Regions from separate parts of the Mus musculus genome. Here region 2 is linked to region 1. Evidence: chromatin loops called from intact Hi-C (ENCODE). Cell type or tissue: heart. All regions are shown on one strand. Each heading gives the region's core, and the rest is flanking DNA. Links, peaks and the distances in the headings are about the cores only. Region 1 has its middle 13 kb from the start of Fyb. Region 2 overlaps C9 (complement component 9).

Region 1 (15,387 bases), core at 4,562-12,561:
ACTTTCTCGAACAACATACATTAAACACGCAGGCTGGTGGACTGAAGTTACTTGAATTTCTCTATGACTGATCACAGAGTAGTTGGCAAATGATTTCTTCACTTCTTTGGTTGACCTCAGCCATGAATCCAACTCTGAGATCTCTAGTCCATTGCAAAAGGGCTGTAGTGGGTTCCAATCAGCTGAACCTCTGAGACTGGAGTGAGTCGAGGCCCCTTTCTCAACAGGATGTGGGAACTTGTCTCTCACCACAAACTTAAGTCCCCGAGGGCAGGAGCCTACTGTCTCAGAGGGCAGGGCATTGGTGGGAAGATTTATTGACAGAAGCCTCATTGACAGCTTTAATAATGCTGTCACTCTTTTTGACATATGAGAGGAGATACTTTTGTGATATCCCACCAGGCAGCAATGCCCTTTCCCTTATGGCTTACACTCTGAGGTAAAAAATGTCCCCTGAATAATACACCTGGCAGCTGTGCGCTCTCCTGAGGCTGTGTGTGCTTGCCTGCTTTCCTGCGGGTAGGTTGGCTAGCATACAGCATAGTAGGCAGAGAATTCCTGTGGGTATTATGTCATAGCATTGGCTCTAATGCTGCTCAATGCTATGATGTTCTGTTACCCAAACCTTCTCCTTGTTTCTACCGTGTAAATGGAGGGAGAGGAAGCAAGAGCATTTGGTGACCTATTAAAAGTCCAGATTCTGGCTACACAGCTCCCAAATGCCTTGCATTCTCATGGTATATCAATCAGTAGGATTTTTGTGCCCTTCCTTGAAGATTAGGAGCTTGGAAATCTCTAGAATTCTCCAAATTGGAACTGGCAGACCACGAATAATGCTATTCTATCAAATACTTCTGCACACCATTTTTAGTTTGTCATGACTCCCAAAGTCTTGTGCATAGAAAAGTGGAGGAATAAAACATAACTTTCCATGTGCTTCTGATATCTTTCATGCTATTAGTTTTTAAGATTTTGATGTGAATAGAGATGGGATGTGGAGCACGCAGAGGATGATGGTGTGGATTCTATAGACTAGAGAGAACAATAAACAATCTTAAAATTGCTTCTTTTGCTTTTCTATTTGTGTGTGTGTCTGTGTGTAAACAAAAGGATGATATATATTAGAGCAAATTTAGTCTACATCCTTTAGCTTTCATTATCAAAGTATATGAAATTAAAGATTATCTTTGAAGAATTTACATTTCCAAGTTTGTAGCTTATAGATAATTATGAAAGGTTTTCACACATGTGTTATTTGTTGCTGATTTGATTCTTGGGAGATTATTGTTTGTTGTATAATGCAGGACAAATTCTTCCATTTTTCCTGGTCCTTCCAATTGTCTTACTTTCAGTTGCTCTTTCTTGTGGTGGCCCTCTCAACACAGCAGCAGAAGATTCACTGTGCTGAAAACATAAACAAGTCCTGTTGACGGAGAATCTCCTCAATATGGAGGAAAGAGGCTCTGCCCTCCCACCTCCTCAGCTTCTGGATTGCTCCCCACAGCCATGAGCACACCCACACATGTTCCCAGGCATGGAGTCATTTTTATCACCCGAGAAAAACCCTAAAAATTCAAAGACTATGGGGAGCTAGAGGGATGGGGGCATCTGTGGGGTTTTCTAGAGGCTTCCTTCCCAGGGTGTGAAAAGATCCGAGACAAGAGACCTGCCCAGATGGTGACAAACGGAGACCGGTAGCAGCTGCTATTCAATATTCAGAGTTCTGAGAAAAGTAAAAAACCAGACATTAAGTGAAGGGTCTGGAGGGTCCCAGGACAGAAGCATGTAGTCTTTTGAACGATTACTCTCTGGAGTGTGACAGGGAAGGCTCCTCTGATTCATCTCCTACCTTCCAAACCCCACCTCATCCATCCCCTCTCTGAACCTTGAAGGATGCAGTATTTAGTGTCAGCTTTCAATGACGTGATCACTTGATTGCTCTGAGCACTGACTGCTCTTCCAGGAGTCCCGAGTTCAATTCTCAGCAACCACAAGGTAACTCACAACCCTCTGTAATGGGATCTGATGCCCTCTTCTGGTGTTTCTGAAGACAGCGACAGTGTACTTATATACATAAAGTAAATAAATAATTCTTTAAAATAAAAAAAAAGTGTGGTGTCTATATAAACCACTGCTTTTAGAAGGCACGTGAGCAAGAGGACCTCAATGGTCTGGTGGGATAAAATGAGAAAGAACATTCTCTTTCAAGAAAGCCTCTTGAGGGAGAGAGCCATTGGAGATTGGCTAGGTCCAATGCCCTGATTTAAGACTTCCTTCTGTTGTTACAAGCCACAGTTGATGGTACTTTGTAACAGAAGTCACTAGGAACTAAAACACGTAGCTTCATATGAAACACCTTGTGTTAGATTTCTGTGCGGGTTCAAGTGCCTACATGGACGAAGTTTAGAGAGAAAAGTAGAAAGGGCTCTTCATATGATTACATCACAGGGTAATGTTTGTGGCTCCCTCACCCTCACCCCTGGGGAGCATCCAGCTGGTGATTAGAACAGAGAAGCCTTGGTCATATTTATCCTGCTCAAGCAAGGTCATAAGTTGTTCTGACCTAATCCTAGGATACATGTCCCGGCAGGTGATTATCTGAGTGAGTCAGTTAACAGCATTGTTGCTGCAACAAACTACCTGAAGAAAAAAAGCAACTTATGGGAAGAAGGAACATTTTATTTTGGTTTAAAGTTGTTGAAGATATAGATAGTTCATCGGGACTAAGAAGATACGGTGTGGCAGGGGCATGAGGTATCTGATCATATCACATCTCCAGTCAGGATGCTGTGCTCAGTTCAGCCCCACACCCTTTTACTGATCTGAGAACCCAGCCCATAGAACAGTCCCATTTGAGTTTTGGTTAATTGACCTAATCAGACAACCCTGTCCTAGACATGTTTCCATGGTGACTCTGAATCCCATCAGGTTGACACTGAAGACAAACCGCTACACAAAGTATAATATGCTGAGCTTATAGATAGATAGCCCCATAACTTGCCTGGTTTTCTGCTTGTGGAACTCGATTGGTTAGCAGAGCCATGCAAACAGGGTCAGCCTGAAGCTTTCCACATCACCAGAGAACCGCCAGACTACTTCCTAACGGGAAAATGCCTTTTGGATTCGACAGCTTCTGTTGCCTTCTCACCTCTGTCTGGACACATCCGTGACTGTTCTGGTTAATGCAGAGGCCATTCTGACCCCTCTGCTCACTCCCAGCAACTGCACAGTAGTTAAACAAAGGCTCAGCCCCAAGCTTTAATAAGAAGAAAATGTGTCAAACTGGGCCTTATGGCTAAACCAGTTTAATGGTGACCCTAGCATAGAGTCACAGTGTCTGAGAAAGAGACAGAGCCTTAAACACTGGACAATTCAATGCCCCACATTTTTTACAAGCAAGAAGCAGGGTAAGGGGTCTGTCTGGATGACCCATGGGACCCCACTCTGGGCCTTTATCTTGCTTATACACTGCACTGCTTACTGTGACATTGGTAGCTGTATTGCCATCAGCTGTCGGATCACAGATAACCTATGCTGGCCCAGGAAAATTTTGGGTGTCACTTAATAAATTCTTAGCTCAATGCTCATTTTACAGATAAAGAAACCAAGGCACAGAGACTTCATTCATTTACCCACCGCTCACAGCTGGCACATGGTTGAATATATACCAAGCTTACATTTTCATGTTGAAGCTACAACCTCAGGAGTCAGAGAGCCCAAACCTTCTAACGACACACAGTTTACTTCCACTATGTTCTTAGTAACATTTCTTCAAAGGCAGCCCCCAGCACGACTTCAGACAAATTCATAGCTCTGGCGCATCCCGGGACTGCCCTGCGTTGATAACTTGAGATGCCAAGTGGGAAGCTACAAACTGAGCATCCAAGCTGCTGAGAACGTCCCAGCCACCTGGTGAACTTAGTCTGTGGGCCACTAGATGGCAGTATAATCACTCCCGGCATTTCCCCAGATACTACTCTACCGGGAAATGGAGAAGGGAGGGAAGAAGGGGGGAAGGGAATTAGACCCCAATGGGTGTTAAAGAGATGGAAATGACAGGGATGTAGAATTGAATCTGTGGAAATGAGTCTTTCCCAGCCTTTCTCCCCTGTTTTGAAATAGGAGACCAGCTTTTCTCACAGTGTTCCCAAGCTACAAGCTCTTGGCTATTAGTGATTGCCTGAGTAGAGGGTTTTAAGGATGGGATTGGGTTGAAGAGAATAGCTTCATCTCTTGCCCCTTCACCTCTTGTTGTTTGTTGCTAGCTTCTTGGGACATTAGGACTCACTGCAGTCTGTGTCTGATCTTACACACACACACACACACACACACACACACACACACATTGGTGTATATATATCTGTTCAGTAAGTTCCCCTCCTAGCAGGAAGAGAAAGGCTATATCTAGTTATGACTTTGCTTATGGGACTGCACACTCTTTTGGTTCTCTATATGAATTAGTCTGTACCCGGTGCCAATATATTTCACATAGCAAGTACCAATAATGTAGTGTTATGCATTAGTATTTAATATACAACTTTATCCCCACAACCAATGTTTGAGGCCAGTACTACTATTATAGCCACTTGTAAAGAAGGAAGCTTAGAAACATTATATGGCTCTCTCAGAGTTACACAGAAGATAGGAGGTAGAGTTCAAGGTCCATTCCCTTTTAATGACTTCAATATAAATATAGTAAATGAAAGAGGAAAAAAACAGTCTTACACTCTTCAAAAGCAGCGCACAGCAGTGCATAGAAGAGGAGCAAAGCTTGCAACTCAAATGTGTAGTTACTGATCCCTCTCAAAAGTCTTCCTTGTCTGACTTATAGCTGTTTGTCATCATCTATCCATGTTGCCAGGGCCTGTTTGGAGAACGAGGGCCACTGGGGATATGGCCTCTTTTCTTTGTCACTGTGGGAATCTCACAGAAACCCTATGCCCTGCCATAGCTTAAAGTCTGAATGAGACTGAACGCAGCGCTTCCCAATCCCCATCATGAGGGCAAACCCACATTTGTTAAGAGCCAGAATGAGGCAAGTTGCTGGTGCCCAGCTCTGCAGGCAGTAGGGTAGTGCCTCTGGACCAGAAGCACGTGCAAGACCAGAGGCTGCAGGGCACAGAGGCCTGCAAACGCAACTGGTAGACAGGTCCCTGGCTGCGTTGGCTGAGATGAGGCTGAGATTTAGCATCTGATATCTGTCTCCTCTGCTGCTTTCCAACGGGGCATGCGCCTTTCGTCCACTTCCCCAGCTGCAGTCTGTCCTGCCAGGATTTGGAGGTCTCATCATCCCCTACTGTAAAAACAATCTGTACATGGATGTGAAAGAAGAGACCTTGGGCATAGCTGTTACCTGGTCGCTGCAGAAGATGTAGAAAGATGGAGAGGCTCATTTAGTGCATCTTCCTGGGGCCCGTGACTTGTATCCCCTTGCTTTAGCTGCTGTATCTGTCCTGCACGCAAACTCCAAGAATGGTGGCATATTCTGATGCCTGTCGGGGCTATGTGTAGGGGGATGGTGGAATGAGCTGCCTCTTTCTCCCTGTGCCAGGCTTACATGCACAAAAACAGTTCAATTATGGCCTCAGGATATTGAGCAAGAAGGGGGAAAAGACGGGAACTAAAAAGTGTCTATTCAGCCCGTGTACTTCTGCTCTCATTCCCACCAAGCATGTGATATGCAAAAGAGCAAAGCCAGAGTTCTAGCAGCCACGATTATGTACAAGGGAAGTAACTTGTGAGGACTTTGGTTCCAAGATCTCTCTGTATACCCGGAGCTGTCACCTTGCTGTGGAGGCCAAGTTGCTATGATCTTGATTGGGAAAGTCCCCTCACCCAGTGTGTGCAATACTTGGGGCCTAAGTCTGCTTGTGGTCTAGAGATGAAGGGATGTGCGTGTGGGTGGCATATGTGCTGGAGAGCCCCATGGACTCACTTCTAATGTTTTTGTGAGACTCTCCTTCAAACTCTGGGGGAAAGCAAAGGACAAGACAACAATTTGTGTTAAGAAACAACAGCTAGGATTTTAGCAAGTTTTACTTAATTTCTTCCTTCCTTCATAACATGAAAGACCACCTTTGTAAGCCAAGTACTATCCCCAGCCCAGCAAAGCGAACCAGGCAAGTAGACCTTGTAGATGTCATACTAGAGCCTCCCACTGTCCTCCCAGGAAGATCTGCCTTCATAGATGAGTGAACACTAACTGACTCGCGCTCTCCTGCCAGTGACCTACTTCAGACAGCTCTCAGAACAAGAGATTCCTATATTTTGATAAGGGCTGTGAAATGGACAAACAAAAGAAGTTACTATGAACCTCAGCTCCTCCCTCTGCATCCCTCACCAGCTGTCAATCAGGATGCCTCTTTTTCCTCCCTAAGGAAACTGAAAGTAGAGGCTTGGGGCTGAAGCCCATCCTTCCATAGGGTTCCTGTGAGGGTCTTTACCCCCACATCCTTTTGGTGGGTGTTTTGACATCTTCTAGGATAGAGCAGTCTGAGAATGTTGGGTTTTTTGTTTGTGTAGTAGATATGGCAAAGGCAGAGCGCCTTCCCTATACTTTCAGGATAACATATTGCCTTGACATTTGTTCCTCCAACTGCAGCAGTGGTTTTTCAGCTCTCCTAATGCTGCAACCCTTGAGTACAGGTCCTCATAGTATGGTAACTCCTGATCATAAAATTATTTTCATTGCAATTTCATAGCTGTAATCTTGTTACTGTTATGAATCATGATATAATTAACTGATACGAAGGCTATCTGATATGTGGGGTTGCGACTCACCGGTTGAGAACCACTGATCTAGAGGCAAGAAGACACATCATAAAGAGTGCATTTTTTTTCTTTTTTCTTTTGTCACCTTGAATCCTTCTGGAGATAGTGTTAACGGAAGAGTTGGAAAGAATTGCTTTCATTATGTCCTAAAAGAAACCTGCTAGGCTGGCGGAAAGGCCTCACTGGGGAAAGTGCTTATCATGCAAGCATGAGGAATTAACTTTGAATCATAGGAACTCAGATAAAGCCCTGTGGCAGCAACCATGTTGCAAGTTAGGAAGCTTGTAGTCCTGCTGTATAGTGAGTGAGTGGTGTATAGAGTGCTGGATGGAGAAGAGACCATGTTGCAAATAAGATAAAAGGTACTGTGAATGTGCTCAAGTGATCTCTCTGTCTCTCTGTCTCTCTGTCTCTCTCTCTCTTTCACACACACACACACACACACACACACACACACACACACACACACAACATAATTTTAAGAAGAAACTGATAGATAATGTTTTCATTATTCTCGTGCTTACTTCCCAGTAAAAGCTTTGGTAAATCACAGGAAAACCTGAACAGTTAAATAGAAATAAAATCACGTCTCTAACTTTGTGGGTACGGATGCCAAGCCCAAGCTGCTATCCCCCATCCTGCGCTGCTCTAGGGCACAACACAAGGAAAGACGAGTCAGTGTAGAGCGGGGCAGGGCCTGGGAGGATCAAATGAGTGTGTGGGGTATCAGAGCCCTCCTTCACTACCTCTGCAAATTCCTCTAACTCAGCCCACCCTCGCTCAGGTTGAGAAATCAGACCCCGTTCCACTGGACCAGGAAAATGATAACTGCTCACATCCGTTGTTGTCCACATGCTTGCTTCTCTGTTTCCACATTAGATGGAGAACTTACTATTATTGTTGCTTCATTTTAGCAATTAAAACACTCCAACTCAATTGAAAAATAATATTTAATATTCTGGGTCTTTAAAAAAAATAGTGACCAACCTGAAACCGACGCCCAAGGCAGTCCTGTTTCAAATATGGTGATCTGGTGTTGGTGGCTATGTTAGTTCTTCTGGCCTTTAAAGCCTGTTTGGGAATGAAACTCATTTGGCCAAGAGTCTGCCTTCAACACAGTCCTAACAGCTTCCTTCGTGACAGGGATCTAAGTGCAGTTTGATAGCTCTGGGGCTCCCTTCTGGCTGTTCAGCAAAGGAGTGAATTTGGCAGCAGGGTCACGCCCTTCCACCACCAAAACTGACGTGGAGTAGGTGAAGTTCAAATGAATGGATGTCTCAGGGAAAGTTCGAGATGCCTTCGTGATGGTCAAGAGCTTTGTGAACCGAATATGTCCCGACCACAGCTCATCCAAAAAAGACATCCCTCCCTCCACTGAGCTTACAGTCTGCGGCGTTAGGCTGCATGGTGCCCAGACCCACGGGGGATGGAGAGGGGAGTGGGTTCTGTAGGAATGGGGAGACAATGTGAAGTCTGCTGATTCCCTTTGGCTTTTGTGGCCACTTCTTCTTCCTTACCTCAAGACTTCTGCACGCAGAGAGAAACATCACAAGCCATACCGTGCAGGACTGGCTCCTATGTAATGTGTGAAAAACAAAAACAAAAACAAAAACAAGCCGGGCATGGTGGCACATGCCTTTAATCCCAGCACTTGGGAGGCAGAGGCAGGTGGATTTCTGTGTTCGAGGCCAGCCTGGTCTACAAAGTGAGTTCCAGGACAGCCAAGGCTACACAGAGAAACCCTGTCTCGAAAAACCAAACAAAAACAAAAACAACAAACAACAAACAAACAAAACAAAACCCCCAAACAAAACCCCCAAACAAACAAAAAACTCACCACCAACAAAAAAACCCAAAAAACAAAAACAAACAAACAAACAAAGAACCCCCCCCCAAACGGCAGTGGCTTTTCTCTTCTGTATTTTGTCCTTTTTAAAAAAACCTCGACATTATTCGTCTCATTTCTCTTTTCTTTTAAAAAACTCTCTGGCGGAGTTAGTTTCCATCTCTGAGCTTCTAAAGATCCTAGAGACATAGTTACATTGGAGAATAAGACTTTAAAAAACCTACAGGGCCAGGGCTGGAGACAGTGCTTACTGCTTAAGGACACTGGTTGTTTATCCCGAGGACCTGGGTACCCAAACAGTGGCTCAGCATCTGCTGGACCCCCAGTTCCCGTGGATTGTGGTGCCCTCTTCTGTTCTCCATGGGTACTGCACACAGTTGAGGTACATAGATATCCAAATATTAACAACAACAACAGAATCAACATGGACAAAAAAAAAAAAAAAAAAAAATAGTGATGAGGTCTCAACCCTACATTAAGACATAAAGGCGACTAAGGAATGCTGAATCCAGGAGAGATACTCTTTCCCAGGGAAATGCACACGGACTGGCTGGCAATAACAAATGTCAGCGCAGAAGAATGTACATATGAGTACCATTATACAGATCGAGCGGGTTGTATTTATGAATTTAGAAATATATCTAAGTAGCAACAGTGAAAATAAAAGAGGCTATGAATTTGAATAGGAATGGGGGGGGGGAGACACGGAAGGATTTGATATCTAATTATGACCTCCCACACGAATGGTTTAACTTGGTTTATCTAGAGTTTTTCTTTGCACAAAAAGTACAATTTGATGACATCAGTATTTGATAGAAAAATATAAGGAAAATTAAAAAAAAGATTAAATGTTTAAAATAGAAGATTCGAGAATAGTCACAGTTTCTTCATTCTTGATGAATGTCTTGACCAGATTTTTTTTTTTTTAAAGTGGGGAAAGGAAAGCCTCAAGGTCAGCTGAGAACACAGGGAAGACTTTCAGCAAAACCGCAATGTTTCCTCCCCTTCCTTCTGGCTCCACCCCTTTGATTTGGATAGCAAGTTCCCTATAGGGCTGGAGTGCCTGGAGAGGCCCCATCTGGCTTGCACCCTACCCCTGACTGCTCACTGTGTTTCTTGTTAACCTCTTATCCTCACGCTCCCTGGTCCCTGTCTTTCCGATCCAGTGAACACACACCGGTCAATGTTCTCTGGCTGTCCGGCCGACCGGACATGAGACACATGAGTTGGCAATCTGTTTTAGACTCCTTTTTCTGACTCACAGTCTTACCTCCTGTCAGCGTGTCCCTGTCTCTCAGCCTCCCAAGTATCTTTGGAATTTCGCCCTCCCCTCCCCCACCGAGCACTGCCTCTAGTCTTCCTGTCTGGCACTAACACAGCCTCTTACAGTACTGCTTTTCTTCAAATAGGATCCTTTCCCCGTAGGCCTGTCACGATCTCTCTGTGATAAACGAATCACATTTGCTTAAAGCATTTCATTGGGTTTCCAACCCTTAGGGTTAAAAAAAAAAAAAAAAAAGACATTTTTTTAAAACTTTCTTGAGTTCTGGGTATTGAACCTATAGACTTACTCTAGGTAAGTGCTTTAATATTCCATATTCCAAACCCTCAGTGGCAAGTGACACTGTTTTATTAACTTGGAAGACATCTATAGTCGCACACAGCACCCACTTCTCTCAATTCCTGCCTTCCCCGTAACTTCACCTGGACTCCTGCACATCTGTATGTAAGCTCAGGTCACATTATTCTCTCACACTCGCCTCCTAACGATATTATCACGTGGTAATATCGTTATGTCCTGATTCATTAAATCTTGTCCTGTCCCAGTTGACAAGTTATTGGTAGTTGATGGCTGCTGAGGGAGGAGCATCATCTTGCTTTGAGGAGTATGGCCACAGCAGGTCCCCCATGCTCCAGTGGGTGACCTAACACTCATGTGCACACTGGCAGTACTAATTGCACTCTGTGGGCTCAGTTAATTAATCAATTAATTAATAACTAGAAAATGAGCACCTGGAAATGAGAAGGAGATGTGCTGAAAAGTCCTGGGTGCAGAAAAAGGGTGAATATGATCAAGATACATTGTATACATGTATAAAAATTTCAAGTGTGTATTTAAAGCATCAGGGGACATTTATGCCAACAGCACATAACCAAAGCAAGGTTTTAATCTTTATTAGACCTTTGATTTGGAATAAAAACAAGGATTCCAAAATAATTTGGACCAAGATGAAGAAATTTCAAGATGAGCCATCAATAATATACAACTGTTATGGTTTGTAGGCTTGATAATCATTTTGTAAGAGATGCATACTGAAAAATTTAAGAACTAGTTATTCCATTTTACATAGTTTATGTACTCAGGTGGTTTATGAAGTATTTATATAAACACGTGTGATGCGTCAAAATGTTAAAAATCTGAATGAATTTAAATGATGAGAATGAAGGATTTCAGGAATTATTGTTTAAGCTTTTCTGTAAATTTGAACTAAAAAAAAAACAGAAACAGAACAACAATAACATTGAAAAGGGAAATGTAGACTGGGCATTTTCACATTCAGACAGACGTCTGGCTGCCTGTGAGAGTCTAATCCCATTAGTGGTCTAGAGAGCTGGCATGGCTTGCTCTACTTGGTCCCGTCATGAAAGTCACCTGCCTGACCTCAGCTGGCATTGGCTTTGCAAGTCATGATGTGATGAGCCTTCGAAATTCTCCTCCTGGCTTATCCTTCATGGCATTGCTTCTCCTGAAGTCTACAGACTGACCTCAATTATGACCTTGAAAAATCCACATGGAAACTGGAAACCATGGATTGCATGAGCTGTAAGAGCATGTATGTCAGATCACACACATGTAAATGCATCTCCCCCAAGTCAGTGGCCAGATGAAGGGGAGAAGCATCAAGAGATAACCTTTTTCCTGGAGAAATAACATCTCTATCTTCCAGAACTTGGATCCTGGACACACCATCATGATGAGCAAGCCTGAGTTTTGTAGGTAGTGAGCACAGAGGAACCCCAGGAAAGTCGTGATAGTCTGTGGCAAGTAATGGCAGCAAATAGGCCCCCGGAATAATGATGATTGAAGTTTGACTTTCTTTGAGCACTTGGTCTTTCTTTGTCTTTCTTTGACTTTCTTTTATATTAGAAAGACCAAGGAGCTGTTGAGATGGCTCAGTGGTTAAGAGCACTGGCTGTTTTTCCAGAGAACCCAGGTTCAATTCCCAGCACCCACATGGTGGCTCACAATTGTCTGTTACTCAAGTTTCAGGTCCTTTGACACCGTCTTTGGTCCTCCATAGACAATGTATGCCCATGGTGCCTGGGCATACATGCAGAAAAAAATACTCATACACTAAATAAGTAAGTAAACAAATAAATAGATAAATACCAGCTGGAGACACTGTCACCTGTAGCAATGCTCTGTGAGTCTTCCCCCTCCCCGAGTCACCCCCCCCACCCCCCGAATTGAAGGAAGAGGAAGCAGAGCTCCAAAGCTGAGGTTCTCCTGAATACAAAAACCCCACACATTTTAATCTTACATCACCAGACTTAGGTGTTTTTAGATATGATATTTCTGCAATGCTCTCAATATAACCAAGTACAGCTATCTTATAGAGAAACATGAGAAATATTACTCACAACTTATTCACCTTTGAACCCCAGGACATATTGTTTTATATGCCAAAGAGGAACTGCAGGGGAAATGATTCAAGTTCAAGGTTATATGGGAAAAAAAAAACCCAAATGCATAGTGCTGTGTCTATTACAGCACAAGATATTTTAAGCCTTGAGGAAGAGTGGTCACGAGAAATCATTTCAAGATGGCGGAGCCTGAAATACTACTTGAGAGATGTGTAGTGTTTGGTGGGATGGGGGAAAATGTGAATAAGGAAGTGACCAGAGACGAAGTATTTTCAAAATTCTTCTGTGCCACGAGGTAAATAGCTACAGGGAGTATTCTTCTTTTCACAGAGGTCCGGGGAACTGAAACAGAGAAGTCTAAATTCCCACGGACTTAGCTCATCTCAGATGCTCCTTCTTTAGTTGGGGTTTGACCACTAGGCCACCTTGGCATTAGCCTGTGTGTGAAGCCTTGGAGGGGAGTCTAGATAAGGTTGGGTAGAGTTTGACAATGGTGATGAGACTTGAGGAGTAATGGCAAACCTGCCTCAGACAGGACAGAGTCTATAGGGATACAGGAGAAGGCTATATTGTTCAAGTGTGTGGCTCTGGGCTCTTGGGAAAAGGATTACTATAGAATAATGAAGAACAGTGATCTTTTCCTTCCTCCTCCTCCTCCCCCCTACTCCTCCTCCCCCTCCTCCTCCCCCCTCTTCTCCCTTCCCCCTCCCTTTCTCTCTCTCTCTCTCTCTCTCTCTCTCTCTCTCTCTGGGTAGGTAAGGGTATAAGGGTTACTGGAAGAAGTAGGCAGACTAATATCTGTTTAAAGGACATATGCGTGCATGCATGAAACTTCCATTCTCTTTAGTAGTCTTCCTTGATCAATATGAACACTGTAGTGGCTAAAGCTGTAACTCAATGGGTAGATGTCTTTATTGGCATAGACAAGGCCTCATGTTCCACCCCTAGACCTTGAAAACGAGCAAACAAACTAAAACCAAAACCATTTGCTTTGTTATATTTAAACCATTGATTTGATGTAAGTTTTACTGGTATCATTAACCCCCAAATATAAGTCATATGAAAATAAAAAAAACAACAGGCTTCTAGGAATGTGAGACAGATGACTTAGGCAGTAGGCTACTCATTATTCTTGGAATGACCCACAAATACGTGTGTGTGTATAATATATATATGTGTGTGTGTGTGTGTGTGTGTGTGTGTATGTGTGATATCCATGTGCTTTTACTACAGCCTCAGCCCAGGCTGCCAATAGTTCCAGCCATCTTCTCCAATTAAAATTAAATCCTCATTTAAAACTCTTGTGAACACAGGATCCTGAAGTGACTATTTTGTGAAACAAAAGAGTTTGTATGCAACTGGAAAGTGCTAGCAAATCTTTGTTTGAGCAAATGAGTGGTTTTGTTTATGGGGGGATAAAAGTACGTCTTAGTTGTGGCTGTGAAAAGAATAATTAGCTGATGGGGCTATGAAAACATGGGAATGTCTCTAAGAACGCTTGACCATCTGACCAACCGTCCCCTCCGCTTCTTCCCTTCTTCAGTTAAGTGTTGTCTAGGAGGCTATTTCCCTTATGTTTGTACATTCCATATTCTAGAGCCTTGATTGTAAGCTCTGTGGACTCACTGGATACTTAGAACTCACTGGAGGACCCTGAAGAACTTTTAATGATATGGTAATCATTGAGAGCACTTCTATTTTTTAGTAATCCATTTAGAATAAGACATCATTAAATAGTAATAAGACTATCACTTTTATGAAAACGGTATTTCCCCAATATACACTCTATTAGGAGGCGTGGATTTGTCATGTGGTCTGCAAGTGTCTTTAATGTCTGCTATGACAGAAAGCAGCTGCGTCCTCGTATTTACTCAGCATTTAATCGGTTGTGACATTGTTTTGGACGACATATTTGAAGACACGGCCTCACACAGATATGCTTTTGGGACGTGGAAGGATATCGTATTTGCTTTTTCAGATGGTTATATAGTATCTGGAAAATCCCACTGAACATTCTCAAGAGTGAGAATCCAGAAGACGAGTGACCCCTTGGCATTATTGTATAAGCATTCCGAACCTCATGGATTGCTGGAGAGGGAGTGGGAAATTTCCAATCATCTTGGGACTTTATTTGGAGCTGTGATGCTCTGGCCCTTCTCTAGTTGATGCGAATCTATAGCTTTCCAGGATGCATGAGGTTTCCTGCTGCCTGTGGTCGATCTTCACATAAACCACCTTATTTCCAGGGCTGTGGACAGCATTTAGCCTTTGCTCCTAAACTCACTACATTTCACACCGGTGCCGTGACAGCTACTGTGATTTTGTGTGGAGCCGTAAGGAGTCTGAGAAAAAGTCACTCCTCATACCCAGCCTGTTTCTTTATTAAAATATTGTCAGTGAACTAGTAAGATGGTTCAGAGGATAAGGGCACTGGGTGCTGAGCTTGGTACCCTGAGGTTCATCTCAGGACCAACAAGGTAGAAAGAAAGAACCAACTCCAACAGGTTCTCTGACTTTTACAGGTAAGCCATGGCACTTGTACACACACCCAAAATAAACAAACAAGTAAATGTAGTTTTTAAAAATCCAAGCATAATTAGAATATTATTAATATTTAAAAGACTTAGCTTTTGTCAAGGAGACACATTCATAAATCGTAGCTGATTAATATGTATAAAATAGGTATCTATCAATCATTTCCATTCAAGTCATGTCCTCCTGCGTCATGGGACTTAAAGTCCGACTCTAACGGTATTGTGAGGAGGGGTTTACAATTCTTTTTAAAATTTGTTTTTATGGTGTGTGTGCACACGTGCATGTGTGTAAGCATGTGCACATGAGTGCTGCTGTCCATGGGAGCTAAAAGCTTTAGATCTTCTCAAGTTATAGGCAGTTGTGAACTACCCAGTATAAGCACTGAGACTGAACCCAGGTCCTCTGCAAGAGCAGTATGTGCTCTTAACCACTGAGCCATCCATCCCTCTAGACTCTACAGTTCTCCATATCCCAAAAGGCAATCACAGAATTGCACATTTGATAATTATAAGCTCAATATTCAATTTAAACTCCTTGTAAGAAAAAGAACTCGTGTGACTCAGAGAGTGATAAATTCCTTATTCATCTTA
Region 2 (14,325 bases), core at 6,326-14,325, 66 kb after region 1:
AACAAAAAACCTAGGATAGCAAAAACTCTTCTCAAGTATAAAAGAACCTCTGGTGGAATCACCATGCCTGACCTAAAGCTTTTCTACAGAGCAATTGTGATAAAAACTGCATGGTACTGGTATAACGACAGAAAAGTAGACCAATGGAATAGAAATGAAGACCCAGAAATGAACCCACACACCTATGGTCACTTGATCTTCGACAAGGGAGGTAAAACCATCCAGTGGAAAAAAGACAGCATTTTCAACAAATGGTGCTAGCAAAACTGGTGGTTATTATGTAGAAGAATGCGAATTGATCCATTCCTATCTCCTTATACTAAGGTCAAATCTAAGTGGATCAAGGAGCTCCACATAAAATCAGAGACACTGAAACTTATAGAGGAGAAAGTGGGGAGAAGCCTCGGAGATATTGGCACAGGGTCTATAGTCATAGTGTGTAGGTGGTAAAGGCAGAGAAATGCACATGAAAGATAGTCAATATCCCTAATATTAGGAAAATTCAAATTAATATTACCTTGAGATAATACTTTATATTCATGAGAATGTCTATTTAAAAAGAGTGAAAGCTACCAAGTATTGGTAAGATAGTGAGAAATTGAAACAGATGTTACCAAGACTGTAACATGAATTTTTTTTTTCATTTCACATTACATTATTACCAAGACTGTAAGCTACAACTGTGATGGAAAAGACTATGTGCTCCTCAATCAACATATGACCTAGCGACAGTACTTCTGGTTCTGGATGTACACAAAGGCATCATTTGCTTCCTTAGGTTTTGGAGACAGGTACCACGCTCATTACACAGCTGAAGATAACCTTGGAGTCTACTCCTGATTTGGCAGGTGCATGCAGTCACACATGGTTTTACGAAGTGCTGGGGCTCGGGCTCAGGGTCTCCTTCATGCTGGATAAGAACGTTACCAAATGAGCTATATCCCAGCCTCTAAGACTGGAGTCAGAAGGAGAGGTTTAATGAGATAATTACACACTCAATTCCAGGGGAATATTATTCAAATATGAAAGAAATCCAGGTGTCCATCATGAAGGAATGGAGAAATAACGTATATAGGCATCATATTATCTCACCCAAAATACAATCATGAGACTGAGTGTTGTGACACGGGTCTATAGTCATAGTGTGTAGGTGGTAAAGGCAGAGGGGTTTGGGGAGTCAGATCAGAAATTCAAGGTAAGCACTGGCTACATGAAACTGTCACAAAAGCAAAGCAAAGTAGTTACCTGCTGACATATGCTACAGCAGAGGTGAACTTTGACACGTTATGCTAAGTGAAATAAGCCACACACAAAAGAACAAATGTTCTGTTGTCCCATTCATAAGTGATGCCTAACATAGGCAAATTCCTAGAGACAGAAAATAGAAGAGGAGGAACCAGAAATGACGACTGGAGTAATTGCTTAACAGGTACAGGGCTTCCATTTGAGTTGAAAAAAAAAAAAAAAGTTCAGGGGATGTTGCACATTGGTGTAAATTCCTTAATGGCATTGAACTGAACTCTTATAAATACTTAAAATAAAATTTAAAAATTTGTTTCCTCATATCTAAAATCCTTTTTGTTTTTAGACAAAGGCTGCCCGAAAATGTGTGTTCCCTCTTTCTATAATCCTTTTAGGATTGCAGATATGTGTCCTCATGCATAGCCAAAAGAGTAATCAGAATGCTATCTGTATTTGGACACAATAATATTTTAAAAAACAAACAACTATTTCTTATGAATGCTTGTTTGCCCCAAATTCATGAGAAGAGACCTAATCCTGCCTGCGAAGGTATTGAGAGGTGGCGATGCTGGGATACAGTGAGGTCACAAGAGCAGAGTCTGTGAGATGGACTAGAAGCATCACAAATGGGGCTGAGGAAGCTTACTTCCTCCTTCTATCATCAGAGGAAGCACAGCTGGCTTTCACTAGCCATGGGATCTGCTGGTATCTCCATCTTGTCACAAGCCTCTACACAGGCAAGAAACACATCTCTATGGCTGTAAGCTGTTGTTTAGCATTTGTTTAGCCAAAAGAGACTAAGACAGTCTTCAAAGCAACAACAACAAATGTCACTGAACCTGTTGTTTAGAGCAAATCTACTCAGGTGTTCTGCCATGCACTGTTTCCCCAATTTTTCAGATTTGAATCTTCTTGTTTGTCTAATGTTACAGATGCTACATTTATAAGGATTTTGACCAGTAGCCTTGTATGATGACAATAGCAACCATTACTGTAGGCCGCCTTACCACAAGGTGCGAAGTTCTTAAGTGAGTGAACTCAGTGAATTTGCACATCGATTCTATGAAGGATGTATTATTATTCCTGAGCATATTTAGGGCTCAGGCATATTCAGTAACTTTTCCATTGTGAAACAGCCACACTATTGCTTTCTCTTAGAGCATGTTGTTGTTCTTAGCATGATTGTATGTACGTGGTATAAGATTAGGGTTGAGGGAAAAGGAGCGGGAGAAGTGGAGAGATGTTAACTATCCTGTAATTTTCATTAAAAAAAAAACAAACCAAATTTATCACTCACCATGATCAAGTAGGCTTCATCCCAGGGATGGAAGGTTTGTTCAGTATATGGAAATCCATCAATGTAATCCACTACATAAACAAACTCAAAAAGAAAAAAAACCACATGGTCATTTTATTAGATGCTGAAAAGGCATTTGACAAAATTCAATATTCCTTCATGTTAAAAAAGTCTTGGAAACTTCAGGAATTCAAGACCCACACCTAAACATAGTAAAAGCAATATACAGGGAACCAGTAGCCAATATCAAACTAAAGGGAGAGAAACTTGAAGCAATCACACTAAAATCAGGGACTAGACAAGGCTGCCCTCTCTCTCTCTCTCTACCTATTTAATATAGTACTTGAAGTTCTAGCTAGAGCAATTAGACAACAAAAGGAGGTCAAAGGGACACAAACTAGAAAGGAAGAAGTCAAAATATCACTATTTGCAGATGATATGATAGTATACTTAAGTAACCCTAAAAACTCCACCAGGGAACACCTACAGCTGATAAACAATTTCAGCAAAGTGGTCAGATATAAAATTAATTCAAACAAATCAATAGCCTTCCTATTCTCAAAGAATAAACAGGCTGAGAAAGAAATTAGGGAAATGACTGCCTTCACAATAGTCACAAACAATATAAAGTATCTTTGTGTGACTCTAACCAAACACATGAAAGATCTGTATGATAAGAACTTCAAGTCTCTGAAGAAAGAAATCGAAGAAGACCTCAGAAGATGGAAAGATCTCCCATGCTCGTGGATTGACAGGATTAACATAGTAAAAATGGCCATCTTGCTGAAAGCAATCTACAGATTCAATGCAATCCCCATCAAAATTCCAACTCAATTCTTCATAGAGTTAGAAAGAGCAATTATCAAATTCATTTGGAATAACAGAAAACCCAGGATAGAGAAAACTAGTCTCAACAATAAAAGAACTTCTGGGGAAATCAGCATACTTGACCTCAAGCTGTCCTACAGAGCAATAGTGATTAAAAACTTCATGGTATTGGTACAGTGACAGACAGGTAGATCAATAGAATATAATTGAAGAACCAGAAAAGAATCCACACACCTATGGTCACTTGATTTTTAACAAGGACCTAAAACAATCCAGTGGAAAAAAGACAGCCTTTTCAACAAATGGTGCTGGTTCAACTGGTTGAAGAATGCAAATTGATCCATTTTTATCTCTCTGTACAAAGCTCAAGTCCAAGTGGATCAAGGACCCCCACGTGAAACCAGATATACTGAATCAAATAGAAGCGAAAGTGGGGGAAAGTCTCGAACACATGGGTACAGGGGAAAAGTTCCCGAACACTAATAGCTTATGCTCTAAGATCAAGAATTGATGAATGTCTCCCCCCTCTCCCAACACTCAGCTCCACTCCCAGGCACTCCAACACATTCAGGATCAGAGGATCCGAGGTGAGGACACAACATCTGTCCCAACACCTGGAATAACTTGGACTGGCGGGACCCAGTTTCTTAGGAACTCTACCAGACCAGTGGCATGGGTTCTTCTGGTCTGTCTGGGCTGGCACCCTGAGCAGACCTTGGGTGTAAACTCTGCAGCCAGCCCCACAACACCCAGAGGTGCTACTCCCAGGAGCTCTAACACACCTAGGATCACAGGATCACAGGATCTCAGGAGCTTGGTCACACCAGGATCTCAAGGTCCCAAAGGCAGCTTGACTCCCAGGAGCTTGGACATACCCAGGATCTCAGGATCCCGGGATCCCAGGATCCCAGGATCCCAGAATCACAGGATCACAGAGACAGCTTGACTAGGAGGAGTTCTGACACAACCAAGATCACAGAAGAACAGGCTCCAGTCAGACATACCAGGAGGCAAGTATAAGAACATAAGCAACAGAAATCAAGATTACTTGGCATCATCAGAACCCAATTCTTCCACCAAAGCAAGTTCTGGATATCCCAACACATGGAAAAGCAAGATTCAGATCTAAAATCACTTCTCATGATGATGACATTAAGAAGGACATAAATAACTCCCTTAAAGAAATACAGGAGAACATATGTAAACAGCTAGAAACCCTTAAAGAGGAAACACAAAATCCCCTTAAAGAGTTATAGGAAAATAAAATCAAATGGGTGAAGGAAAGGAACAAAACCATTCAGGATCTAAAAAATGGATCTAGAAACAATAAAGAAATCACAAAGGGAGACAACCCTGGAGTTAGAAAACCTAGGAAAGAGATCAGGAACCATAGATGTAAGCACCACCAACAGAATACAAGAGATGGAAGAGAGAATCCCAGGTGCAGAAGATACCATAGAAAACATTGACACAACAGTGAAAGAAAACACAGAAAACAAAAAGCTCCTAACCCAAAACATCCAGGAAATTCAGGACACAGTGAGAAGACCAAACCTAAGGATAATAGGTAGAGAAGAGAGTGAAGATTCCCAACTTAAAGGGCCAGTAAATATCTTCATTAAAATTATAGAAGAAAACTTCCCTACCCTAAAGAAAGAGATGCCCATGAACATACAAAAAGTCTACAGAACTCCAAATAGACTGGACAGGAAAAGAAATTCCTCATGTTACATTATAATCAAAACACCGAATGCACTAAGCAAAGAAAGCATTTTAAAAGCAGTAAGGGAAAATGGTCAAGTAACATATAAAGGCAGACCTATCAGAATTACAGCAGACTTCTTACCAGAGACTATGAAAGCTAGAAGATCCTGGGCAGATGTCATACAGACCCTAAGAGAACACAAATGCCAGCCCAGGCTACTATACCCAGCAAAACTCTCAATCACTATAGACAGAGAAAACAAAATATTCCATGACAAAACCAAATTTACACAACCTCTTTCCACAAATCCAGCCCTACAAAGGATAATAGATGGAAAACACAAAGAGTGAAACTACACCCTAGAAGAATCAAGAAAGTAATCTTTCAACAAACTCACACAAACATAATTCCACCTCTAACAAGAAAATTAACAGGAAGTAACAATCACTTTTCATTTATATCTCTTAATATGAAAATTAATATTAACAACATATCCTAATGGATTGAAATTCAAAAATAAGAGGAATTAGAAATTTGTCAGCTGTCATTCTGTGGTCTCTCTAATTTGGTAATGGGAGTAATAGGTTCAATATTGTACAATCCATATACACCTTCTGATTGTTTGTACATGACAGGGTCTTGCTGTGTGCCACATAATGGTCTTGAAATCATGCTTCTTCTATCTCAGCCTCTCTATTAGTAGGATTGTGTATTTGATGTTTTTACACTATATTATGGTTTTCAGAACAGCTTACATATTTCAAAATTATTTATACAGCCACAAGAAATGTAGACAATTAATTTGGAAGGTGGCTTGTAAGAGAACAACAAAGAGTGAGACTAAAGGCTTTGCTTGATATTTATAATTATTATATCAATTTTGAAGAAGAGGACTTTATAAGTTACTCTTATTCTGAGATGAATGCTTTTCAAAATCATCAATGAACCAGAATCTTACCCTTACCTAATGTCTGTGCCACTCTCTAAGCAGAACCATTGTTCATTGAAACAGTTGATGAATGACTTCATGAATAGACCATCTTAATACACACACCATTCCTTAAATGAATGTAACCTGTTCCCGGTGGGCTGAGAATGACGACAATTACTCAAGTCAAATAGCTTTGACCATAGCAGGAAATCTATATCCAAATAATTGTGCCTAAAATTCATTCCTTGGTGCAGCAGAACTGTCAACTCTTAGCTTATCTACTATGGAGGTAAAATCCTTTGGTGATGTGAGGGACACTGTAGTACAGCCTTATTACAATGAACTCCAATGTTCAAAAATTGTTCTTATTTTGGGTTTGTACCACAGTAAGAGCCAAAATTTTAAGCTCTACTAAAAGCAAAGCAAAACAAACAAACAAAAAGATTTTATCTATTTATGTTCATTAAAAAAAACGAATAGTGATGTATTATTTTAAAATATACAGTTAATATTTTGGGGGTTATTTAAAATTTATATTGAGAAAAACGTATGTATTTTCAGTATTGCTGCAGATAAGCATCTACATAAGACTATCCAATTAATTGTTGTTTTATATAAAACAACTTTTATAATATTCATTTTTATTGTTACAATATTTTATAAATTTTAAAGAATATGATTAAAAACGATCGGTATTGCATGTTTTCGGGGGGGGGGTGTCCTCCGGGAGGAGTTGGGGTAGGAAAGGGAAAAAAGAATATGATGTAAGTCTATTTACTCAAAATATGTTTTTAAATGTTAACAAATTCAGATAAATTAAAATTATGTATCTTTTCTCATCATAATGCAATAAAACTTAAATAAAATAAATTAAATAAAGAATTGACAAATGGGACCTTTTAAAATTGCAAAGCTTCTGTAAGGCTAAGGACACTGTCAATAGGACAAAACAGCAACCAACAGATTGGGAAAAGATCTTTACCAATCTTACATCTGATAGAGGGTTAATATCCAATATATACAAAGAACTCAAGAAGTTAGACTTCAGAGAACCAAATAACCCTATTTAAAAATGGGGTACAGAGCTAAACAACAAATTCACAACTGAGGAATACCGAATGGCTGAGAAACACCTAAAGAAATGTTTAACATCCTTAGTCTTGAGGGAAATGCAAACTAAAACAACCCTGAGATTCCATCTCACACCAGTCAGAATGGCTAAGATGAAAAACTCAGGTGACAGCAGATGCTGGCAAGGATGTGGAGAAAGAGGAACACTCCTCCATTGCTGGTGGGACTGCAAGCTGGTACAACCACTCTGGAAATCAGTCTGGTGGTTCCTCAGAAAATTGGACATAGTACTACTGGAAGATCCAGCTATACCACTCCTAGGCATATACCCAGTAGATGCTCCAATTTGTAATAAGGATACATGTTCCACTATGTTCATAGCAGCCTTATTTATAATAGCCAGAAGCTGGAAACAACCTAGATGTCCCTCAACAGAGGAACGGATACAGAAAATGTGGTACATTTACACAATGGAGTACTACTTAGCTATTAAAAACAACGACTTCATGAAATTCGAGGGCAGATGTATGGAAGTTGAGGATATCATCCTGAGTGAGATGACTCAGTCACAAAGGAACAAACATGGTATGTACTCACTGATAAGTGGATATTAGCTCAAAAGTTCGCAATACCAAAGATTCAATTCAAAGACCATATGAAGCCTAAGAAGAAGGAAGACCAAAATATGAATGCTTCGGTCCTTCTTAGAAGGGGTAACAAAATACAGGAGGAAATATGGAGACAACGTGTGGAGCAGAGATTAAAGAAAAGGCCATCCAGAGACTGCCCTACTTGGGGATCCATCCTATATCCAGCCACCAAACCTGGATGCTATTGTGGATGCTGGGAAGTGCTTGCTGATGGAAACTTGATATGGTTGTCTCTGAAAAGACTTTGCCAGAGCCTGGCAAATACAGAGGTGGAAGCTTGCAGCCAACCATTGGACTGAGCATAGTGGTTCCCAATGGAGGAGTTGGAGAAGGGACTGAAGGAGCTGAGGGGGGCCTTATGGAGGGAGCAACAGTGTCAACTGGCCAGACGCCACCCCCCCACCCACCCCAGCTCCTGGAAACTACCACCAATAAAGAATACACATGGAATGACCCACGCGCTGGCCACTTATGTGGCAGAAGATGGCCTTGTTGATCATCAGTGGGAGGAGAGGCCTTGGGCCAGAGACTGTTTGATGCCCCAGTGTATGGTAATGCCAGGGCGGGAGGACAGGAGTGGGTATGTGGGTGCGGGAGCATTCTCATAGAGGCAGGGGAAGAGGGAGTGGGATAGGGGGTTCCCAAAGGGAAGACCTGGAAAGGGGAAAACATTTGAAATGTAAATAAAGAAAATATCTACTTCCTTTTCAATTTTATCCCCTTGAGCTCCTTTTTTTCTAATTGCTCTGGCTAGGACTTCAAGTACTATATTAAATAGGTAGGGAGAAAGTGGGCATCCTTGTCTAGTCCCTGAATTTAGTGGGATTTCTTCAAGTTTCTCTCCATTTAGTTTGATGTTGGCTACTGGTTTGCAGTATATTGCTTTTATTATGTTTAGGTATGGGCCTTGAATTCCTGATCTTTCCAATACTCTTATGAATGGGTGTTGGATTTTTGTCAAATGCTTTCTCAGCATCTAATGAGATGATCATGTGGTTTTTGTCTTTGAGTTTGTTTATATAGTGGATTACGTTGATGGATTTCCATATATTAAACAATGCCTGCATCCCTGGAATGAAGCCTACTTGATCATGATGGGTGATCGTTTTGATATGTTCTTGGATTTGGTTAGCAAGAATTTTATTGAGTATTTTTGCATCAATATTCATAAGGGAATTTGGTCTGAAGTTCTCTTTCTGTGTTACCCAAGAAGCTAAAGGGGTTGGCAACCGTATAGGAGGATCAACAATATGAACTAACCAGTACTCCCCAGATCTGTGTCTCTAGTTGCATAGGTAGCAGAGGATGGCTCAGGTGGCCATCAATGGGAGGAGAGGCCCTTGGTCTTGAGAAGATCATATGTCCCAGTACAGGGGAATGCCAGGGCCAGGAAGTGGGAGTGGGTGGGCTGGGGAGCAGGGAAGGGAGGGGGGAGGGTATAGGGACTTTCAGGATAGCATTTGAAATGTAAATGAAGAAAATATCTACTAAAAACAAAACAAACAAACAAAAAAGAAAATATCTAAAAAAAAAAAAAAAACCTAACAAATTTAAACATATGTTTGATCCACCATTTTAGGCTCTCTCTCATATGTAACTGTTTAGGATACACTCAGGAGCTGCCATTGTTGGGTCTCTTGTAGTTAAATGGCTGTGGGGGACAGACAATGGTGTGAAGTTGGGTGACAATACGTTCCAAAACCCAGATAGATTTATACTGAGAGTCAACAGGTTTAATTGTCAGTGATAAGAAATGAACAAGCAGCCCATGTGTGAAAAGGGCAACTTGTAACAACCTGGAAGGCTCTGGCCCTTCCTCAGCCCACCAAGACCCAGGAAACACAGTTACTCATCTAAAAATACTGGAATCCTTTTGAGAATGGCCTCTTTCTATAGTGGTTCAGTTTTTAATGTGCAGTTTGAACATCAGAGGGCAGTTATCCTCACACGTGTCTTTCACAGAATGATGCTGTACCCTTCCGAGGGCACATGGGATGAGGCACTGCACTCACTGCATGGACAAAGGTACACCTGGTTTTCCCAAACAAACAAGTACGTAGACTGTCTCTTGCTCAGTAGATCATTATCACCCCTCCTATCTAGCTGTCCTCTCTCCATTAGAGTTAGAGACTTCCTTTTTTGTACTGGTCACTATTGGGTTGTGTGTGATGTCTCAAGAGTGCACCCTGCTGGAAAAATACTTTGCCTGTGACTGAAATGTAATGACCTAGACCATCTCCATAGTTACCATCCATCCCTTTCTGGACTATGACAAATGAGTAAGCCGACTCTAGGAGGTCTGATCAAGTTTCTGTTCTTTTCTGCTTGACATTTGAGAGCTTGTTAGGAGGCTCTAGCAGGGGAGTGTAGCTACTCTTACCCTTGTCTGAGGACCAGTCCTCCTCTATTTGGAGAAGGTCCTTGTTTTTTCAACCATGCTTCAGAGGGACACACATGGAACCATGAGGGAGGGGAGGGACACCCCCCACAGCCCAGCCAGTTCAAGAATCAACTCTGGTGACCGAGGTAGCAGACAGTTCATCCTCACATTCTTTGTTTGACATTTGCAACTCAGAATCATGAAAATAATTCTTTTTTTAAAAAAAATATTTATCTATTTATTTTATGTATGTGAGTACACTGTAGCTGTACAGATGATTGTGAACCTTCATGTGGTTGTTGGGAATTGAATTTCTAGGACCTCTGCTCTCTCCGATCTGCCCTGCTTGCTCCGGTCACTCCAGCCCAAAGGTTTATTTATTATTACACATAACTACACTGTAGCTGACTTCAGACGCACCAGTAGAGAGTAGAGGGCGTCAGATCTCATTACAGGTGGTTGTGAGCCACCACGTGGTTGCTAGAATTTGAACTCAGGACCTTCAGAAGAGCAGTCAGTGCTTTTACCCAGAGAGCCATCTCGCCAGCCCATGAAAATAGTTCTTAATAGTTACTCTAGCTTTGCCTGTCTCTCTATAGGCTCCCCTATCAAAACCTCTCAATAGTGGATCAAGAATGGAGTTCAGAATTTATGCATATTCAACAAATCCCAATTCTTTCTGATTAATACAGTGTTTGGGTACAAAATATGGGATTTCTTTTGAGCTCACTGGACAAATTTAAGTCCCAAGGAGTCATTACTTTGAGTATTGTCTCCCACATCAAACTTAACATTCTGTATTACAACCCATCTCATAGCCAGCAACATTTTTGTTTTCTGTTAAAAGTTTGGAGAAGTAATTTAGAAATTTGCCTGTAAATAATTTATGCACTCAGTAATCACATGCAGTTCTGAGAATTATTTGTGAACTGAAAGATATCTAAATGTATAGATGTATGAAATACTTAATCATAAGACTAGCATTGAAATTGGCATGCTATGTGATATTTATATTTAATTATACAATAGCTAATTTTGAGTTTGCATTTTTCTTTTAGTATTTTGACCCCCCCCCATTTCTCTATTCTCTTCTTTTCTATTTCCTTCTCTTTCCTCTTTCTTTCTATTCTCGCTTTGCCCCATTTCTTACTTTTTCTTTCTTTTAGAACTTTTCAAAAAACCAAAAGTTCTCAGGGCTGGAGAGATTGCTCAGTGTATAAAAGCACTTTCCATGTACAGGGACTTGAGAGGGAGCCCCTGGAGCCCACTAAAAGCTAGACACCTGCTGGGAGTCTCTACAACCCCAGAGCTCTTATGGAGAAATGGGGTCAGAGACAGAAGAGTCCCCTGAAACTCAAGGAACAGCTAGTCTGCTGTGTGCAATAAAACACAAATAAAAGCAACAGCAAAAGACCCTGTCTTAGGTGGAATGCAAAGATCAGAACCAAGGTTGTTTCCTGCCCTCTACGTGTGTGTGTGTGTGTGTGTGTGTGTGTGTGTGGTGCACATGTATGCTCAATTTCTCTCTCTCTCTTCCACTCCCCTCCTCCCTCCATCAATCTTCTCTCTCTGTCTCTGTTTCTGTCTCTGTCTCTCTCTCTCATACACACACACACACACACACACACACACACACACACACACACAGAGAGAGAGAGAGAGAGAGAGAGAGAGAGGCACATCTTAGACCTTACTATCATCTAATGGGAAGACTGGAGCCACTTTTAATCAGCTCCTTTGGTGAGCAACCTTACCTTACACAGCTCAGAAGTCAACTCAAAACAATTGTAGGAAATTGCTGGAGTTTGCGCAAAACAGAGGTCATTTCATAAGATTTAACTTAACCTAGATTTTTGCTTCACATACTGCAGCCCTTCCTCCCAGACACTTAAGAGTTAAGTTGGCATCAAAGCCTCACAGGAGCTGAACCCTGGGCATGTGGTAGGTGTTCGGCATCTTCCAAATGAGCGCATACACATATAAACGAACAAGCAAATGAAACAACTACGTAAATAGGAGCTAAATTACATGGTACAGACTTGGTAATGGGACGGGTGGAATATATTAATCCTACAATGCAGCTTGGCGGTGACTTGAAGCCTTTTAGCACAACATTCTGTTTTTAATTTAATTTTGTTTTATTAGCGGGAGATTGGCATTGCCTGTGGGAAAAGGCAGCCCGGGCATATCTCACTGCTGACTCTTCATTAGGGAATGAAAAAATGGAAGCATTATAGGCATTAAAGAGGGGAGAAAGGCACTGTAGATTAAAACAGACAGCATCAGAGGTTGGTAGGATTTCCATGAAACAAGCTGCTTTCCACTTGGCAGTGCGGATTAGCTCCAGGGTAAGATGCTAAGTTGGAAAGTCCTGGGATTTTTTTTTTTTGTCCTTTTTTTTTCCCCCTTCCATGTGAACCAGGGTTTGCTTTGTTTCCTGTAGAAAACAAAAGGATGTCAAATCTTAATGTTGAATAGGGCTTCAACTTGGGGCCCCTAAACTCATGCATATGTCCCTCCGCTATTATCTGTTGTGATGCAGTCCAGTGTCCAGGCAGCCGAGCTACAGTGATGTTTAAGACATAAGGGTGAAGCACATCTTTAAACTAGAAGAAGATATTGTTCACGTGGTGTTGGGAGGGTCAAGGTACTGTATGCTGCAATCATCAAGGGAAACTGAAGGGAAATGCTTAAGCAGAGAATTAATTCCTAGGGAAATTAGAAAGCTTTCACTAGAGATGGTAATTGACTTGGGTTCAGGATTGAACGTCTGTATCCTGTCTATAAATTACAATACCCAGGAGACTGAAAGAAGAAAGGAAAGGAAGGAAGGAAGCAATGCAAGCACAAAAGAAAGGGAGAGGGAGAGAGAGAGAGAGTAATACATTAACCACAACTTGATATCTATCTGTCTATCTATCTATCTATCTATCTATCTATCTATCTATCTATCTATCTATCTATCTATCTATCTATCTGTTTAAATAATATAGAGAGAACATGAGGGCTAATTTGTTAACATTCACTACTCAAAAAATAGTAATATATTTAGACTTTATGTGATATAGCATGAGAGTTCTTTAAAAAGTAATTTAATTGTGAAGGTCCTGAGTTCAAATCTCAGCAACCACATGCTGGCTCACAACTATCCGTCACGAGATCTGATGCCCTCTTCTGGTGTGTCTGAAGACAGCTACAGTGTACTTATATAAAATAATAAACAAATCTTTTAATTACAAAAGGGCTGGTGAGATGACTCAGCTGGTCAGAGCACTGATTGCTCTCCCAAAGGTCCTGACTTCAAATCCCAGCAACCACATGGTGGCTCATAAACACCCATAATGAGATCTGACTCCCTCTTCTTGTATGTCTGAAGACAGCAACAGTGTATTTATTTATAGTAATAAATGAATCTTTGGATCAGAGTGAGCAGGGACTGAAAGAGCGAGGCTGACCAGAGTGAGTGGGGTTGACCAGAGCATGCCAGGTTGACCAGAGCAAGCAGAGGTCCTAAGTTCATTTCCCAAGAACTACATGAAGGCTCACAACCATCTGTACAGCCACAGTGTACTCATATACATAAAATAAATAGATCTTTTTAAAAAGTAGCTTAAGAGCTCATTTTCATATTAACTAACCATGAGATGGATATTCTTGTCCTCAGTAATATCAAAATCAGTTCATCTCACCTGAAGGCTATATTTTTTGATGGATTTCGCAGGCCATTCCCCTAAACATCATTGGGCAGGAGCACAGGCACTGCCCATCCAGAAGAATTATAGTACCTCCATTTAGACATGGGTAGCACCTTTTAGTACTGAATTCATCTATATAGTCTTCAACAGCCTTTTCCAAATTTTGCTTCTTTATGTATGCATCTTTTATTTTCAAAGGAATGAGATTATATATAGGGGACATCTGCAAGAAAGAAAATATTCAATCTTATGTCTTTTTCTGCAGAACTTGTAAGACACCCTTCACTCAATCACTGACAACATTAGTTCATTTGTGTAGAGAAACTTATTGCTCAATATGATGTTAACCTTTGAGGGTACGCTAGTGATGAAAAGTAGTCTTGATGCATGCTATCATGGAGGTTACATTTAAAAGTGAAAAAAAGAATGAGGGAGGCATATGTTTCAACCATATCATCAAGCCAGCAAGAAGCCTAAAGTGGAAGATTCTATTTGCAATTCTTTTAAGGGAGAATGGGCTCACATC

Evidence for each region. Hi-C counts contacts between places; a loop is a spot of excess contacts. Peaks named below come from ENCODE experiments on the same cell type or tissue, not always from the same donor. Only the 100,000 strongest peaks of a DNase experiment are listed, where the experiment ranks them.
Region 2: a loop joins it to region 1, with 2.7 times the contacts of the local background. A loop is called at or near these places in 15 of 42 quality-filtered maps.

Annotation. Positions count from the first base shown.
Region 1 is chr15:6,559,630-6,575,016 of GRCm38, reverse strand. It overlaps a transcript of Fyb not described here. Among named protein-coding and RNA genes, the nearest start is that of Fyb, 13 kb to the left of the region's middle. In heart, for the core only: a CTCF peak has its summit at 8,962 (motif pointing left); DNase peaks (open chromatin) are centred at 5,676, 9,686 and 9,916; H3K4me3 peaks cover 595 bases; H3K27ac peaks cover 1,667 bases.
Region 2 is chr15:6,496,648-6,510,972 of GRCm38, reverse strand. C9 (complement component 9) reads right to left here. Exons shown (of 11, transcript NM_013485.3): 10 at 13,794-14,022; 11 at 12,148-12,541. The coding sequence ends at 13,801. Among named protein-coding and RNA genes, the nearest start is that of C9, 58 kb to the right of the region's middle. In heart, for the core only: a CTCF peak has its summit at 9,895; a DNase peak (open chromatin) is centred at 9,912.